Regions from separate parts of the Homo sapiens genome. Here region 2 is linked to region 1. A link is an interaction called in ENCODE POLR2A ChIA-PET data of the cell type or tissue named here. Cell type or tissue: Caco-2. All regions are shown on one strand.

Region 1 (8,000 bases):
CGTGGATAGTATGCAAATATAAGCTACCAAGGAGTCCACATTCTTAAGCATAATATAAAAGACCCTTTATGAATTGTGTATACACACACACACGCCCACACAGATATCACTGTTTTCTGCATTTATTATGTTGCTTTATATATATTAACTTTTCTCTGTCCCTTATGAGGTTATTGAATTTTTAGGGTATGGACCAGGTTTCCTCAATACCGAATCTACTGTATGGCACATTATAAGCTCAATAAAATGTGTATTTAATAAAGAATTAATGATTTATCCAGTTGTATACATTATGTGCAGTTTTTTGTATGTTAATCAAAGTTCAGTAAAGTTGTTTTTTTTTTTTTTAAAGAAATGTTGGCCGGGCTAGGTGGCTCATGCCTATAATCCCAGCACTTTGGGAGGCCAAGGTGGGTGGATCACGAGGTCAGGAGTTAGAGATCAGCCTGACCAACATGGTGAAACCCCGTCTCTACTAAAAATACAAAAATTAGCTTGGTGGTGTCACCTGTAATCCCAGCTACTCAGGAGGCTGAGGCAGGAGAATTGCTTGAACCCTGGAGGCAGAGGTTCCAGTGAGCCAAGATGGCGCCATTGCACTCCAGCCTGGGCGACAGAATGAGACTCCGTCTCAAAAAAAAAAAAAAAAGAAACTTTTTTGAGACAGGGTCTCACTGTGTCACCCAGGCTGGAGTGCAGCCGCAATCTCAGCTCACTTGCAGCCTTGACCTCCTGGGCTCAAGTGATCCTCCAGCCTCTGCCTCCTCAGTTACTGGGACTACAGATGTGTGCCATCACGCCCAGCTAATTTTCTTGATTTTTTTGTAGAGATGAGGTCTCACTATGTTGCCCAGGCTGGTCTAGAACTGGCTAGCTCAAGTGATCCTCCCACTTCAGCCTCCCAAAGTGCTGGGATCACAGCCGTGAGCCACAGCACCTGGTCCCATTTTTAAGAAGAAATAAAAGAAACACTATATGTTCCCTTATTTTAAAAGTATTTTCCACCATATAAATATTTTAACAACTGGGAGTTTATTTGGGTTAATAAGCTACTCTTTTAAAGCATCGATGTTCATGTGGAGTTGAAACCATCAGTCATCCTTGGCCAGGCGTGGTGGCTCACGCCTGTAATCCCAGCATTTTGGGAGGCCGAGGCAGGCGGATCACGAGGTCAGGAGATCGAGACTATCCTGGCTAACATGGTGAAACCCCGTCTCTACTAAAAATACAAAAAAATGAGCACTTGTAATCCCTTCTACTCGGGAGGCTGAGGCAGGAGAATGGCGTGAACCCAGGAGGTGGAGGTTGCAGTGAGCCAAGATCGCGCCACTGCACTCCAGCCTGGGCGACAGAGTGAGACTCCGTCTCAAAAAAAAAGAGAGAAACCATCAGTCATCCACAATTCGGAGTGAATTACTTCAATCTGCTGAAAACCTGGCTCAGATCAGTAGGAGTTGAGAGGCTAACTGGGGTAGAGTAGTACATCTTTGTTATTCTTTTTGGCTGCCCAGCACCTTTGAATATTCTTGTTATATTTGATGATTTCTCTACTGAATAGAAGCCAAATTTCACTTTCTCAGTCTCCCTTGCAGTTAGGCTCCTCTAATCATATACATTTGCACCAGGCTTTGAAGTGAAGGCTAGAGAGATGAAGAAGCAGGTGGAACTAGAAAGTGCATCTAGATTCCCAGGGAACAGTACCAGAGGTTCTATTAGAAGTGTTCGTATCTCACATTAATGTCAGTAGTGGAGGCAGTAATGGTTTCCCGGTGTTCTGTGACGTAATTTGGCCTCTTACAACCCTGGTTTTTACACCTCCCAGGAAATTCTGTGAATTATTTAATGGTGTTTAATAAATTCCTGGCCAGATGCAGTGGCTCACGCCTGTAATCCCAGCACTTTGGGAGGCTGAGGTGGGCAGATCGCTTGAGGTCAGGAGTTCAAGACCAACCTGGCAAACATGGTGAAACCCCATTTCTACTAAAAATACAAAAATTAGCCGGGTGTGATGGTGGGTGCCTATAATCCCAGCTACTCGGGAGGCTGAGGAGGGAGAATCATTCAAACCCAGGAGGCAGAGGTTGCAGTGAGCCGAGATCACGCCACTGCACTCCAACCTGGGTGACAGAATGAGACTCTGTCTCAATAAATAAATAATGAATAAATAAATTCCTTTTCTGCTTAAGCTAGCTAGAACATGTTCCTGCATTTCCTTCCTTCCCTTCCCTTCCTTCCTTCCCTCTCTCCCTCTCTCTTTCCTTCCTTTCTCTTTTCTTTTCCCTCCCTCCCTTTCCTCCCTCCCTTCCTCCCTCCCTCCCTTCCTTCCTTCCTTCCTACCTTCCTTCCTTCCTGGGTCTCACTCACTACAACCTCTGCATCCTGGCTTAAAGTGATTCTCCTGCCTCAGCTTCCTGAATAGCTGGGATTACAGGCATGTGCCACCATACCTGGTTAATTTTTGTATTTTAGTAGAGATGGGGTTTCACCATGTTGGCCAGGCTGCTCTCGAACTCCTGACCTCAGGTGATCCACCTGCCTTGACCTCCTAAAGTGCTGGGATTACAGGCGTGAGCCACCACACTCGGCCTGCATTTTCTATCTAATATGTTGACTAACATGGAAATACATTGGAAGAAGGGAGTAAGTACCTTGGTGTGGTGCTTTGGGAAAGATAAGATGGAATAAAGATGGGTGACTTTGGACAGGGGAATAGCAGTAACAATTGTGAATCCTTGGAGGAGCAGAAGGAAAGCAGCAGATATGATGGTAAACGAGTCACCAAATTTTGCCTATTTTGTAATTTTCCCTGTGTTTCTTGTAGGAGCCACTGAGGACTTAAAAGATTGCTTATCTTTTCGTGAGCAAGCCGTATGCTGAGATATACCATGACTAGTTTCAAAAACTGGGGACTTCAGTCTTCTCTAACGCACTCTAGCTCCCCAGTCCAGAGAACCCTAAACTCCTCTAATGTAGATGGGGCTCTCTAAATTGGTTTCTTTTCTTGTGTAACATCTAACCCTTTCTTGGTGAGGAAGAACGAGAAGGAAAGGGAAGGGTAGAGTAAGGTAGGGTAGGGGAGGGGAGGGGAGGGAAGGGGAGGGGAAAAAGAAAGGAAAGAAGGAGGGGGAAACTGTGTGGAGAGAAGAAAATTCTAAGGCAAGGAGAATATACGCAAATATCCATTTGGAAAAGGAGGAGCATGCTGCCTCTTCTATCCTTGGCTTTTCCCTTTAAGGCATCCATACAGTACTTTTCCCATTGGAAAAGTCTTCCAAAACATATTCCTTTGAAAATAGTTAAGACCCTCTTGTAAACACTAACTTAGATATGGAGCACCAGGGGCCAGGCGCGGTGGCTCACGCCTGTAGTCCCAGCACTTTGGGAGGCCAAGGCGGGCAGATCACCTGAGGTCAGGGGTTCAAGACCAGCCTGGCCAACATGGCGAAACCCTGTCTCTACTAAAAAAAAAAAAAAAAAAAATCGAAAATTAGCTGGGCATGGTGGCACGCGCCTGTAATCCCAGCTACTTAGGAGGCTGAGGCAGGGAGAATTGCTTGAACCCAGGAGGTGGAGGTTGCAGTGAGCCGAGATTGTGCCAGTGTACTCCAGCCTGGGTGACAGGGCAAGACTCCGTCTCAAAAAAAAAAAAAAAAGAAAAGAAAAGAAAAAAATATGGAGCACCAGAATAAATGTAGAATTTGAAGAACTTTATTAATTTTATTAATATATTTATTAATTTAGCCAACAAATCTTTATTGAGACCCTTTATGTGCCAGGCACTAATCTTGGGAGCAGTGTTGAATAAGATAGATAAAGGCCTTTGGGAGCTTTCATTAGCATTGAGCTCACCTATACTCTCATGTTTCATAATCTATTAAAATAAATGTCCTCTCTTGAAATCATAGCAGTGGTACAATGACAGATTAAAGTATCCATACAAGGTTACATACAGGTAGGTGCTTAGTATAATTGCTTTGTAATGATAAAATGATGACACCATTAAAACTCTGAGTATAGTCAGGGTAATTTCTTAAACTTTATAAGGCAATGGAAAAAATAAATTTTTATCAAGAATATTAGAAAGAGCTATAAATCCATCAATCGAGACTTTCTATGTAGACAAATAGATGTATTTAACCTGTGAGTATGCTATTAGTGTTATCTTTCCTGTTCCTGATGTTTCTTCCATTTGACAGGAGCCCATTAGTGTATATATCAGTACAGTGCTCCTGATCTTCTGACAACACTGCACTCATTCCACCCTGGGGCCATCAGTGAGTTTGAAAAAAAGAAACTGGGCATGAGCAGTTTAGCTTCTTCCTCTTGGGAAATAGCTGAAGAGAGGAAGCGTGGGTTTTTTTTTTCTGTTCCTGTAGGGACAGGCACTGCCAGTGCTTGGGGTGAGAAGGGGGGCCTGCCTAGATCCAGCACTGCCTGCAACTGGGTAGGTACGTCTGAATAATTCTGGACTCAGTATTACAAAGCCCACTTGCTCAGACAATTTAGCCCTCCAACTTAACCTTTACCCCTAATCAAGTTGATTTCTTTTGGCTCTGACTGCCTTACTCCTGTATCTTTTTTTCCCATTTATTCAGAAGTCAGGTGAGGAAAAGGGGCTAGTTACTGGTTCCTCAAATTAGGTGAAGATTGCCCCACAACTGAGTAAAGAAAAACATAAAACTCAGTGGAAAGAGCCCAAGCTCTGACATCAGACCTGGATTTTGAATCCTGGCTGTGTGATCTCGGTTAAGCCACCTTGCCTCAAAGAACCTCATTTCTTCTTCAGTATCCTGGAGACAATATGTCTAGTATTGTTTCAAAGATGCAAGGTATCATATGTAAACTACCAAACACAATTCCTGGCATTTAATAAATAGTAACTGGCAGCAGTGGTAGTAGGAGTAGTAGTGATTTGGGGTATCAAGCATTAGTTAGAAAGGTGTTTCTGCCTTCAGGAAAACTTATCTTTTTGAAGTGATAACTCTAAACTTAAAAAAAAATTACCAATTAACTAAAAAATGCACATTTCATACAAAACATTGCATGTCTTTAAATTTGGACACTCAATAATTTCTTTGGAATTCAGGAGAGATATTAAAGATAACTAAAATGAAAAATTATTTTGAGTTTATTATCCCTTTGATTATCCTGGAGGAAAACTTTGTTAGTAATAAGATTTTCCGGCCAGACCTGGTGGCTCACGCCTGTAATACCAGCACTTTGGGAGGCCAAGGTGGGTGGATCACCTGAGGTCAGGAGTTTGAGACCAGCCTGGCCAACATGGTGAAACCTCATCTCTACTAAAAATACAAAAAATTAGCCAGGTGTGGTGGTGTGCACTTGTAATCCCAGATACTCGGGAGGCTGAGGCAGGAGAATCACTTGAACCTGGGAAGTGGAGGTTTGCAGTGAGCCAAGATCACGCCACTGCACTCCAGCCTGGGCGACAGAGTGAGACTCTGTCTCAAGAAAAAAAAAAAAAGATTGAAGACGAAAACAATTCTTTTGTGCTGACAAGTGGAAACTGTATGTTTTTGCAAGGCACTAACAAGCAGTTTGTAGATTATAAGAACTCCATGCTTCAACATTCTATTATGAAGTTTCATTTTAGGAACCAGCCCAAGCCAGAGGGGAAATTCTTTTGGACTGAAATGCTCACCCATAATGCAAGTCATCAAAGAAATGACTGAAAACATGTATTAATATTATGTTAATATTATATATCTATTTGGTCAATGCAGACAACTAGGGATACTTTAATAACTGGATTCAGTTAGGTTTCTGACACTGGCATAATAAAATGAAGTGATTCTTCCCCCTACTCTTAAGCAATATTGCCTAATCAGAATGCTCTTATTGGCTCCAAAGGAATAAGGTTTTCAGACTGTTTTTTTTTTTTTTTTTGCATCTTCTCCAATTTCTGCCTAGGGGAAAAATAGGTTTGGGATGACGTATTTGCTGAACTAATTATTTTACCTAATATATATATATTACATATTATATGTTTTCTTTTTTTCTTTTTTTTTTTTTGAGACGGAGTTTTGCTCTTGGCACCCAGGCTGGAGTGCAATGGGGCGATCTTGGCTCACTGCAACCTCCCGGGTTCAAGCGATTCTCCTGCTTCAGCCTCCTGAGTAGCTGGGATTACAGGTGCCTGCCACCATGCCCAGCTAATTTTTGTATCTTTGGCCTGGCTGGTCTTGAACTCCTGACCTCACGTGATCTGCCTGTCTCGGCCTCCCAAAGTGCTGGGATTACACGCGTGAGGCACTGCACCTGGCCTTAGCTAATATATTAATTAGAACTCTTTTAGTGGACAGTATAAAAAATTCAACTCCTGATATAAAGAAATAGCATAAGCAAAAATGTGTATTTACTGGCCTTTATTAGTTCGGAGTTATATAACTTTAGGCATGGCTGGATCTAAGTGCTCAAACCAATGCTATTCAATATAAATACAATGCAAGCCACAAATGTGAAACACATGCATAATTTTAAATATTTTATTTGGCATACAAAAAAGAAAAAAGTAGATAAAATTAATTTTACTATGTTTTATTTAGCCCAATATATCCAAAATATTCCAACATGTAATCAATATAAAAAATTATTAATGATAAATTTTACATTCTTTTATTCATACTAAATCTTTGAAACCCAGTGTAATTTTATGCTTACAGCACATCTCAATTTAGACTAGCCACCTCTCAAGTACTCAATAGCCACATGTGCCTAGTGGCTACTATACCAGACAGTGCAGGCTATAACAAGGCATCTGGATGATATTTCTCACTATTGTTTCACTCTGCTTTTGTCTCTGTTGGCTTTAGCCACTGAGAGGCAAGATAGCACACCTTATACCCCATCAGTTTAACAAATACAGTAAAAGAGCATTGTTCCTAAAAGTTCCAGAGAAACTGTTGCTCTTGATATTCATTGGCCTGTACTGGATCCTGTGACTCTCCTTGAGCCAATTATCAATAACTGTGACCGGGGGATGTGACACTCTAATTTGTCAGATTTCACGAATAATTCCTAGAGTTAAGAGTAGGATAAGTTCCATGACATGGATTGAGATTGAAGAAAGGGTTTCCAAAGAGAGTAACTGTGATGCTGTAAGAAGGTAATCAGTGCCAGATACCCCAAAGCAAGGCATACTCATTGCTTATATTTTAAAATCTACTCTTCTATCATACAAAGGAATAAGATGACCAACTCTGAATTGATTAACATACCTCATTCAGAAAGGGTTATTCTTAGAGAAATGGCCAGGAGAAAAATCACATCAATTCCTTATGGAACTCCTCTCCAACCCCCAACCAAAACAAAAAGGAAAGAGCCAATGAAATGTGGTTAAATATACATCAAGGGAGACTTTAAATGGAAGACCTCTCAGAGAGGATGGATATGGGTGCAAGAAGAAAGAGAAGGTGGAAGGCTAAACCTATTCTCTAAATAAAAGTTGAGATTTTTCTGGGAGGGGGCATTGTCTCGAGAAAAGCCCGCATCTTTTGTTTGTTTGTTTTGAGACGGGGTCTCATTCTGTCACCCAGGCTGGAGTCTAGTGGCACGATCTTGGCTCACTGCAGCCTCGGCCTCTCTGGCTCAAGCAATCCTCCCACCTCAGCTTCCCCAGTAGCTGGGACTACAGGCATGTGACACCACACCTGGCTAATTTTTGTACTTTTTGTAGAGAGAGGGTTTTGCCTTGTTGCTCAGGCTGGTCTCAAACTCCTGAGCTCAAGCTATCCACTTGCCTTGGCCTCCCAAAATGCTGCGATTGAAGGCATGAGCCACCGTGCCTGGCCAAGCCCACACCTTGTTAATCACCAGTTTTCTTTTATACCTTCTGGTAGACTCTGACTGAGTCACTTCCCAGTCAATTCTCCCTGGAAAGATTCTGCAACCCAGTAGCAACTTAACTCCAGGAACATTAGATACAATCTGAAATGACACTATTTCTGAAGGAGGCTTCATGGGTGCTTGCCTAGGATGCATAC
Region 2 (8,000 bases), 110 kb after region 1:
TAAAGACACATGCACACATGTTTATTGCAGCACTATTCACAATAACAAAGACTTGGAACCAACCCAAATGCCCATCAATGATAGACTGGATGAAGAAAATGTGGCACATATACACCATGGAATACTATGCAGCCATAAAAAAGGATGAGTTCATGTCCTTTGTAGGGACATGGATGAAGCTGGAAACCATCATTCTCAGCAAACTAACACAGGAACAGAAAACCAAACACCACATGTTCTCACTCATAAGTGGGAGCTAAACAATGAGAACACATGGACACAGGGAAAGGAACATCACACACTGGGACCTGTCGGGGTGGGGCTAGGGGAGGGATAGCATTAGGAGAAATACCTAATGTAGATGACGGGTTGATGGGTGCAGCAAACCACCATACCACGTGTATACCTATGTAACAAAACTGCACGTTCTGCGCATGTATCCCAGAACTTAAAGTATAATAATAATAATAATAATAGTAAATGTATGTTTCTATTAATGACAAAATCTTATATACTGGTAATACTGCTGTGGTTGGTTTACTACATTCATAATTTAAGGAAGTATAAATTTCAGCTGAACGTTACTGAAAATTCAGGAGCATTTTTTTTTCTATTCAAGTGTATGGTTCTCTGCTTCAGAAAGTATTGGTTTTTGTTTTTATTTTTAGAGTTCATAGATGTCTCAAGCTACTGCCACATACTCTGCTATTTTGGTTTTGTCCTTGTTATACCACTCTGAGTTTTATTCTATCGAATTGGTCCTAGTTTATTTTAACTATAAAAACTGAGTCGGCTGGGCGCGGGGGCTCACGCCTGTAATCTTAGCACTTTGGGAGGCCGAGGAAGGCGGATCACGAGGTCAGGAGTTCGGGACCAGCCTGACCAACATGATGAAACTCCGTCTCTACTAAAAATACAAAAATTAGCCAGGCATGGTGGCACATACCTGTAATCCTAGCTACTCAGGAGTCTGAGGCAGGAGAATCACTTGAACCCAGGAGGCGGAGGTTGCAGAGAGCTGAGATCACTCAGCTCACTGTGCAGTGCCACTGCACTCCAGCCTGGGTGACAGAGCGAGACTCCATCTCGAAAAAAAAAAGAATTCTGAGTCAAGAGCTCTATTTCCTAACATTTTAACATAGCCACCCAGAAGTTTTTAGTTAGGGGCTTGCATCTGAAGGTGATGGAGTGTTATCTTAGATTGTGAAGGGAAGGAGTAAAGTTCCAGAAACAGATGCAAACTCTGAGAAGGGCAGTTTTGTTCTTCTGTCCTGAGAATTATAATATGTTCAGTTAGGAAGCGTTTGTAGAGATTATTTACTTAAAGGAATGTGAAAAATGACACGGAAGAACCTGTTTTTAAAAAGTATATACATTTGTTTAGAACTTTATAGTTCATAAAGCTATTCAAATACATTATCTGGCTTGATGATTACAATCCCATGAAGTATTAATAGATTTGACAGGATTATTATTCCCATCTATTGGGTGTGGAAACTGAGGTTTGACTGTGTATTTTAAGATAAATAGCTACAACCTTACATCTTCAAGGTAGTAATTTATTGCTCTTTCAAATTATATACCCAGTCATTTTATTAGATGTATGACTGTTCTTAGGACTAAACATGAATTTAGGAAAAACAGCCTTTGTATTTTAGATAGAATTCTTAAGTTTATTTTATATTTCCTAAAATGTCATTAAAACCTCATTTTATTAAGGGTTATAATAGAGGATTGTTAGTGCTACTTTCATGACCTTGAACTGTGCACCAGTTAAGTAATTTTACCCTAGTTGATTTGCCATGATAATACTTTGGACTTTGATAAAAGGGCCAATTGTTGGGTCACTTTCTTTTCATTTTTAAAACTGCTGTGTTTGATAATCACTCAGTAGTACATACATAAGTGCAGAGTTTATGGCTGTTAGTGATGGGGAAAAAAATCACAAGGAAATTTGATTATCCTACAGCAGAAGGTAGAGTATATATGAGTACAAATTTGGAATATGTTTTTTAAAGGAGACAAATAGTAGATGCTCAATAAGTGTTGTTTAATGAATACCATTTCTAAAATTAATGAATGAGTTAGTTGACTTCCATGAGTTATGCTATTAGGAAGTAAAGATACAAGCATGAAAATATGCTGATTCCAGGATGACAGAGTGTATGGAAATAGATTATACTACACTAGATTACCTCATAATGAGACATGTGTGTACTTGGTTTCAGTAAAATTCATACTGGTTCAAAATAAACTCTTGATATAGAAATTTTTCAGTAATTCACTAAAATCAGGTAAACTGACTATCTTTGATGCTTTTGGAGCTTTTAGTACTATTTTTCAGAATTTTTATTATTATGATTTGCCATATTCTGTGTATTTTCTCACTAAGTGCCATTTGAGGTGTATGGACAGTAATTCTGTGTGGTTTCAGATGAACAAGCTGCCATTTACTAGAATATTTGTGGAAGAATTGAGATATCTGCACCTTAAAATACGGCACAATCTAGCCAATCAGAAATGTGTGGGGAGACATTCTAGACAAATGGAATACATTAGGAAGGCATAGAGGAGATGTTTAAAAGTAGATCGTTTTGATGAGAGCAGAAGGTTTGTGTTGTGGGAAAAAATGGCTGAAGAGGTAATTTGGGGCCAGGTGATAGAGACTTTTGAAAACCTGGAAGGATTTTGGATTTTGTTCCAAAGGCCTATACTCTTCTAATTGGAGTATACATTCTTGTGAGGGCACAACTATATGGGACGTGCAAGTTCACAGGATAAACATGACACATCTTCTAGGAACATCACTTTTTAAATACTTGGGGGGAAATAAATATTTTTATATGAAGATTTTTTTTGAGACAGAGTCTCACTCTGTTGCCCAGGCTAGAATGCAGTGTTAGGATCATGGTTCGCTGCAGGCTTGACTTCCCAGGCTCCAGCGATTCTCCTGCCTCAGCCTCCCAAGTAGTTGGGATTACAGGCACCTGCCACCACACCCAGCTAATTTTTGTATTTTTTGTAGAGGTGGAGTTTTGCCGTGTTGCACAGGCTGATCTTGGACTCCTGGGTTCAAGCAGTACTCCCGCCCCGGCCTCCCAAAATACTTGGATTACAGGTGTGAGCCACTGCAGGCATGAAGATAGATTTATAAAGTATAAAACACAATTCATATGCAATTTTAAAGTAAAATTCTAAGATTTAAGCTAAGATCCCAATAAGATTCTGAAAGAAATTTGTGCATATAGTAAGTTATTTTATCCTGTAACTCCAGACAATAAAAGGATTTGTTTTCATTATCCTCTGCTGTTACACTTCTTCAGTAGATGAGCTTGAAAGACACAGGTCCAGGCAGTATGCAGCCATTACAAATTCCTTTTCGGAAGATTGACAGGGAGAGGGACGTAAAATTAGGAGGAAAGAAGAGACTACTTATATAATCTAGCACTGAAGTTAAAGACAGTCTTTGGGGAAGAAAGCTTATAAGATTAAGAGACGTTTCAAGAGAAGATTGTATTGAACTTGGTGGCTTATGATACAAAAGAGGTAGTTTACAAAGTTGAGTGAAAAGCCAGAGATGTCTTCCGGGTTCCAGGCTTCTGTGACTGGGAACATGCTGGTCATATTAATGGATATAAAGAAGTGAGGAAGATGGTGTGAAAGAGTATAAAGGAGGGAAAGGTGGGTAGAAAGGGATAGCAGTAGCAGTAAGGGGCTGGGGAATTTGTTATTTATTTTTTTTTGAGTCAGTCTTGTTCTGTCACCCAGTGCATTGGTGTGATCTCAGCTCACTGCAACCTCCGCCTCCTGGGTTCAAGCGATTCTCCTGTCTCAGCCTCTTGAGTAGCTGGGACTGTAGGCACATGCCACCACGCCTGGCTAATTTTTGTATTTTAGGTAGAGACGGGGTTTCACCATATTGGTCAGGCTGGTCAGACTCCTGACCTCAGGTGATCCACCTGCCTCAGCCTCCCAAAGTCCTGGGATTACAGGTGTGAGCCACCGTGCCTGGCCTTTTATTTTTGGTATGTTGAATTTGAGTGAAGTATAGGGTATTGAAGGGAGAAATGGCAAATAGGCAATGTAAGAAGGGGAACTGGAAAGAGACTTGGGATGAATATGTAGATTTTGGAACTTTATTCATGGTAAATAAAGGAGTCCGTGAGAGCAGATAGAATGTCTGAGGGTCAGTGTAGAAAAGATGATTGAAGGTTGTCCATTGGCCCACAGTACTAAATATGAGAAAGGAATAGGGTTATAAAGATGGATTCAGATAAGGGATAATCCATGGAGAGTATAGTATTGTGAAAGCAAAATGAAGGTCAAGTTTGAAAAAAAGATATTCTTATTATTAAGTAGTAGAGAGATAAAAGGGAAGGTAGTCTGAGAGATCAAAGGGGATTAGACTTAGATTAGACAACTGTGAGTAGTGATGGAATTTGAGCACTTTAAGCAAAGTAGTTAGGACAGGAGACAGTCGTGTGAACCATAAAGAGCTCCTTTCTCTTCTTCTACCAGAAGTATCTTTCTGGTAGAAAAAAGCTTTATATGGGGAAAACGTCTAATTTACTACTCCTGAAAGGAACAAAATGAAACATGTCCTATGAGAGTTTTTTTTTTTTTTAAGGAAACCAAATAGAGGAAGCAACTCATATATTAAATAATGAATTATTTTGCATTTGAAATTGTCCAATTTTGGGGGAAGAGAGGAGCCATTTTGGTATTCTGGCCCTAAAAAAATCAGCGTTAATTTCGACAGCTTAGTCTGTGGTCCTGAAAATTATAGATTATTTTTACCTTTATTATTTTGTACTTTTCTGGAACAAAATATTTACTTAGGATTCACATAGATCATACATATCTTTTATATATGTGACATATAAAAATATATATGACATGTATATTGGATAATTTGAAATACATAATGCTAAGTATTGACAAAGGTAGGTCACCATATAACTTGGGCACTATATCCTTTAACAAATGGGTTTAATTTAAAATTTCTTACTGGCAGTTTTAAAAAATCATATTTAAAAATAAATTCTGACAAGTGATACTGTGGTAAAAAATTTGTATCTAATCTTTAGGGATTTAGGGATTTAGGGATCTGTTGTGATGTCGATAAACATGCAAGAATAATTTAAATTTCTATAATTTAGGGACTGGGTCTTTGTTTATTGAATTTTAAACATATATACATGCTTGTCAGGCTGTTTAAACGTTCAGTAACTTGTTACGAGGTTTATTTCTACTTGAAAACCTACACGAATGTATTAGAATCACAGCATATTTAGGGGAAATATAAACTTTAACTCGATGCCACAAATATGTTCATTCTTACTGTAATCTGACAAGATTCCTTTACAATTATTTGTTTTCATAGTATTAAGTGTTAAAATATATAAAATGTATACAGTATATATTTTAACAAATAAGGTATAGTGATACCTCATGTTAAAGTCAATGTGACTTAGTAGTCATCTCCATTTGTTTAAAGACAGCGAACTTATTTTAATACAGTATTTAATTCTGCTTCATTAGGTTTCATAAATAAATCATATCAAACATTTACTCCAAATTATTTTGTAGCAAAATGAAGCATCAGTTTAAAAATTTGTATTACAGATTTTTACACATACTCTGTGCTGACGATTTTTAGTTTTGAAATTAATACTACAACATTTAAGAACTGTACAATTACCAGTCCTCTGTATTTAGTCAAGTTTAGAGTTTTAACAAGAGTACTAGTTTTTTAAACTGGGAAAGTTGTGATATTAGCTCATATGATGCCTTTTAAAATAAAAGTCTCTAAATTTTTTATTTAGAAAAGTTATTTAATAAGTTCACCTATTGATTATAATCTAGATTGTGACCATCTAAAATTGATTCCCACATCACAAAATTTAAAACAAATAGTATTATAAGAATTTTGATTGAGAAATGTAAACGGTATTCTTTAAGGTTATGTGATTGTATGTTTAATCTTAAATAGACAGTGACTTTAAGATAAAAAAAATCTATTTCTCAAGCTTTCTCTTAAGGATTTAATACCAGATTATTAGACCACATTAACTTGGAATGAGGTTAATGTTTAAATTATTGCCTTTTAAATTTGCCTCAGTTCATTCAAAGCTTTCTGAATCTGTTGGATGGATCAACATTTTGGTTGATTTTATAGAGTATAACCTTCCATTTTGAGACTTCCAAGATAATCCTCTTCTCCTCTCTGGCTTAGATTTTGCTCTTGGTTTGTTATATTTACCATTTAGGTTGTTTTCTCCACACTCATCATGCCACCACCAGCCTCCTAAAGGAGATAGATATGCAATTTAATGGGTACAGACTCGTATGTAGTTACTGTTACTGTATTTCCCCGTAAGTTTATCTTCCTTTCTTATAAATATTACAGTGTTTTAGATGCATGTATCCCAGTTTTAAATAATCTGTATAAGTCCCAATTTTAAATAATCTGTATAAATAATCTATACACTACCAAAAAATAGAAAATCTGAGGAAGATTAGAGGTAAAATACCTGATTGAACTAGAATGAACACTTTCATTATAGTTAAGAGGTTTTCGTCTAGAGAGAAAACGCTTATTTGGGATTCGGATTTTTAAAAGTTGTCATTGCAGATAATAGCTAATAATGTGGGAAGATACTTTGAAGATATGAAAATAAAGTATTGGTATCAGAAAAAGATACCTGAATAACCCTCTGGACAGTTGAAGTGTCCTTTTGCTTTGTGATCCCAAGTAGAAAACACCAAATCTTTGTTTTCCGGGATTGCATTGGGGACATTGCCAGTAATCGCAACTAGATGTAGCGTATAGTTGGTTTCGTGATTTCCCAAGTAAAAAGAATATTCAATATAATGTTTGTTGTCTTTCCAGTCTTCCAACTCAATTCGTAAAACATAATTAGATTGCTTCACTATGGAGTATATCTTCTCTAGGCCCAACCAAAATTCTCCTGAAAAGAAAAGTTTTAAAAATCTGTGAGTTATTAAGTACAGGTTGGACACTGACAGTTTTTTTAAGTGTTTTTTATTGGTGCAACTAATTGAGTTGTTTAGTCTTGAATCCCTTGATCATTTTAGTGTATCTTAAAATAATACCTTTTAAAACAATTTTATTGAAGATAGCTATGTGCACAAAAATGTTAAAAATATTAATATAACTGAAAGTCTGATTATCCTTTCTATAATGCATATGACAAGACATGTTTCACCAGTGAAATGTGTTACATTATTATAGATATTTTAAAGTCTCGTCATTGGTAGAGGAATATTTGCAAGTCTTTATATGGATAAACTTTACTGTCAGCTATTTATTAACATCCATATACAGTCAAGAGATGTGTTAAGTATTCCTAGAGACTTGAGTAATAATAATGTCACTTTCTTCAAATGTAAACCTGGCCTTTGGTATTTGCTTAATGTATGCTTTCTTTGTAGAAAAAGACAGGAATAAATTTAAAAAATCATTTTAAATTTAAAAGCATGGTTCTTAATAACTTTTTTCTGTAATTTTAAAAATTATTTTTATTGGAATTAAAAACAAATAACAAATATAAATAGATTGTTCTTCATCACAATCCTTTTTATTAAAGTATTTATAAAATACTGTTTTCATTAAACATTCACTATTGTCTTATTGCTATTGAGTTAGTAGGAAGCTTCATTTTAAGGATTGCTGGTAAATACAAGTACAAATGGGTTGCTTTCTTACCAGAATTAAGTGAGTATTCTCGACTTACCTGTCAGCCTTTTATTTTGGGGTTACACTCACTATTAGAAGATTTGGAGCTACAAAACTTATCACTGAGTATACCTTCTAGGTAGGGCTTTCACTGGTAGTTTGAATACAAAATTTTTAAATGGTCAAATAGTACTGAGCATTTAAAAATTTGATATAATAATGAATGTCTTCTACTTTATAAGTGAGTACTTAGACATCATTCATGGATTTTTGTATGTGCTTTTTGGATTTTAAACATCTG

The links. ChIA-PET counts read pairs that join two places held together with the same protein. Peaks named below come from ENCODE experiments on the same cell type or tissue, not always from the same donor. Only the 100,000 strongest peaks of a DNase experiment are listed, where the experiment ranks them.
Region 2: POLR2A ChIA-PET joins it to region 1 with 5 read pairs; 5 of 35 experiments call an interaction of 5 or more read pairs at or near these places.

The regions. Positions count from the first base shown.
Region 1 is chr1:62,712,881-62,720,880 of GRCh38, reverse strand. No RefSeq gene overlaps it. Among named protein-coding and RNA genes, the nearest start is that of DOCK7-DT, 28 kb to the right of the region's middle. In Caco-2, no CTCF peak of the experiment used is centred here; a DNase peak (open chromatin) is centred at 4,273.
Region 2 is chr1:62,602,940-62,610,939 of GRCh38, reverse strand. All of the region lies in intron 14 of DOCK7 (dedicator of cytokinesis 7), which reads left to right. It overlaps ANGPTL3 (angiopoietin like 3), which reads right to left. Exons shown (of 7, transcript NM_014495.4): 6 at 6,705-6,971; 7 at 4,627-6,307. The coding sequence ends at 6,123. Among named protein-coding and RNA genes, the nearest start is that of ANGPTL3, 9.4 kb to the right of the region's middle. In Caco-2, no CTCF peak of the experiment used is centred here; no DNase peak of the experiment used is centred here.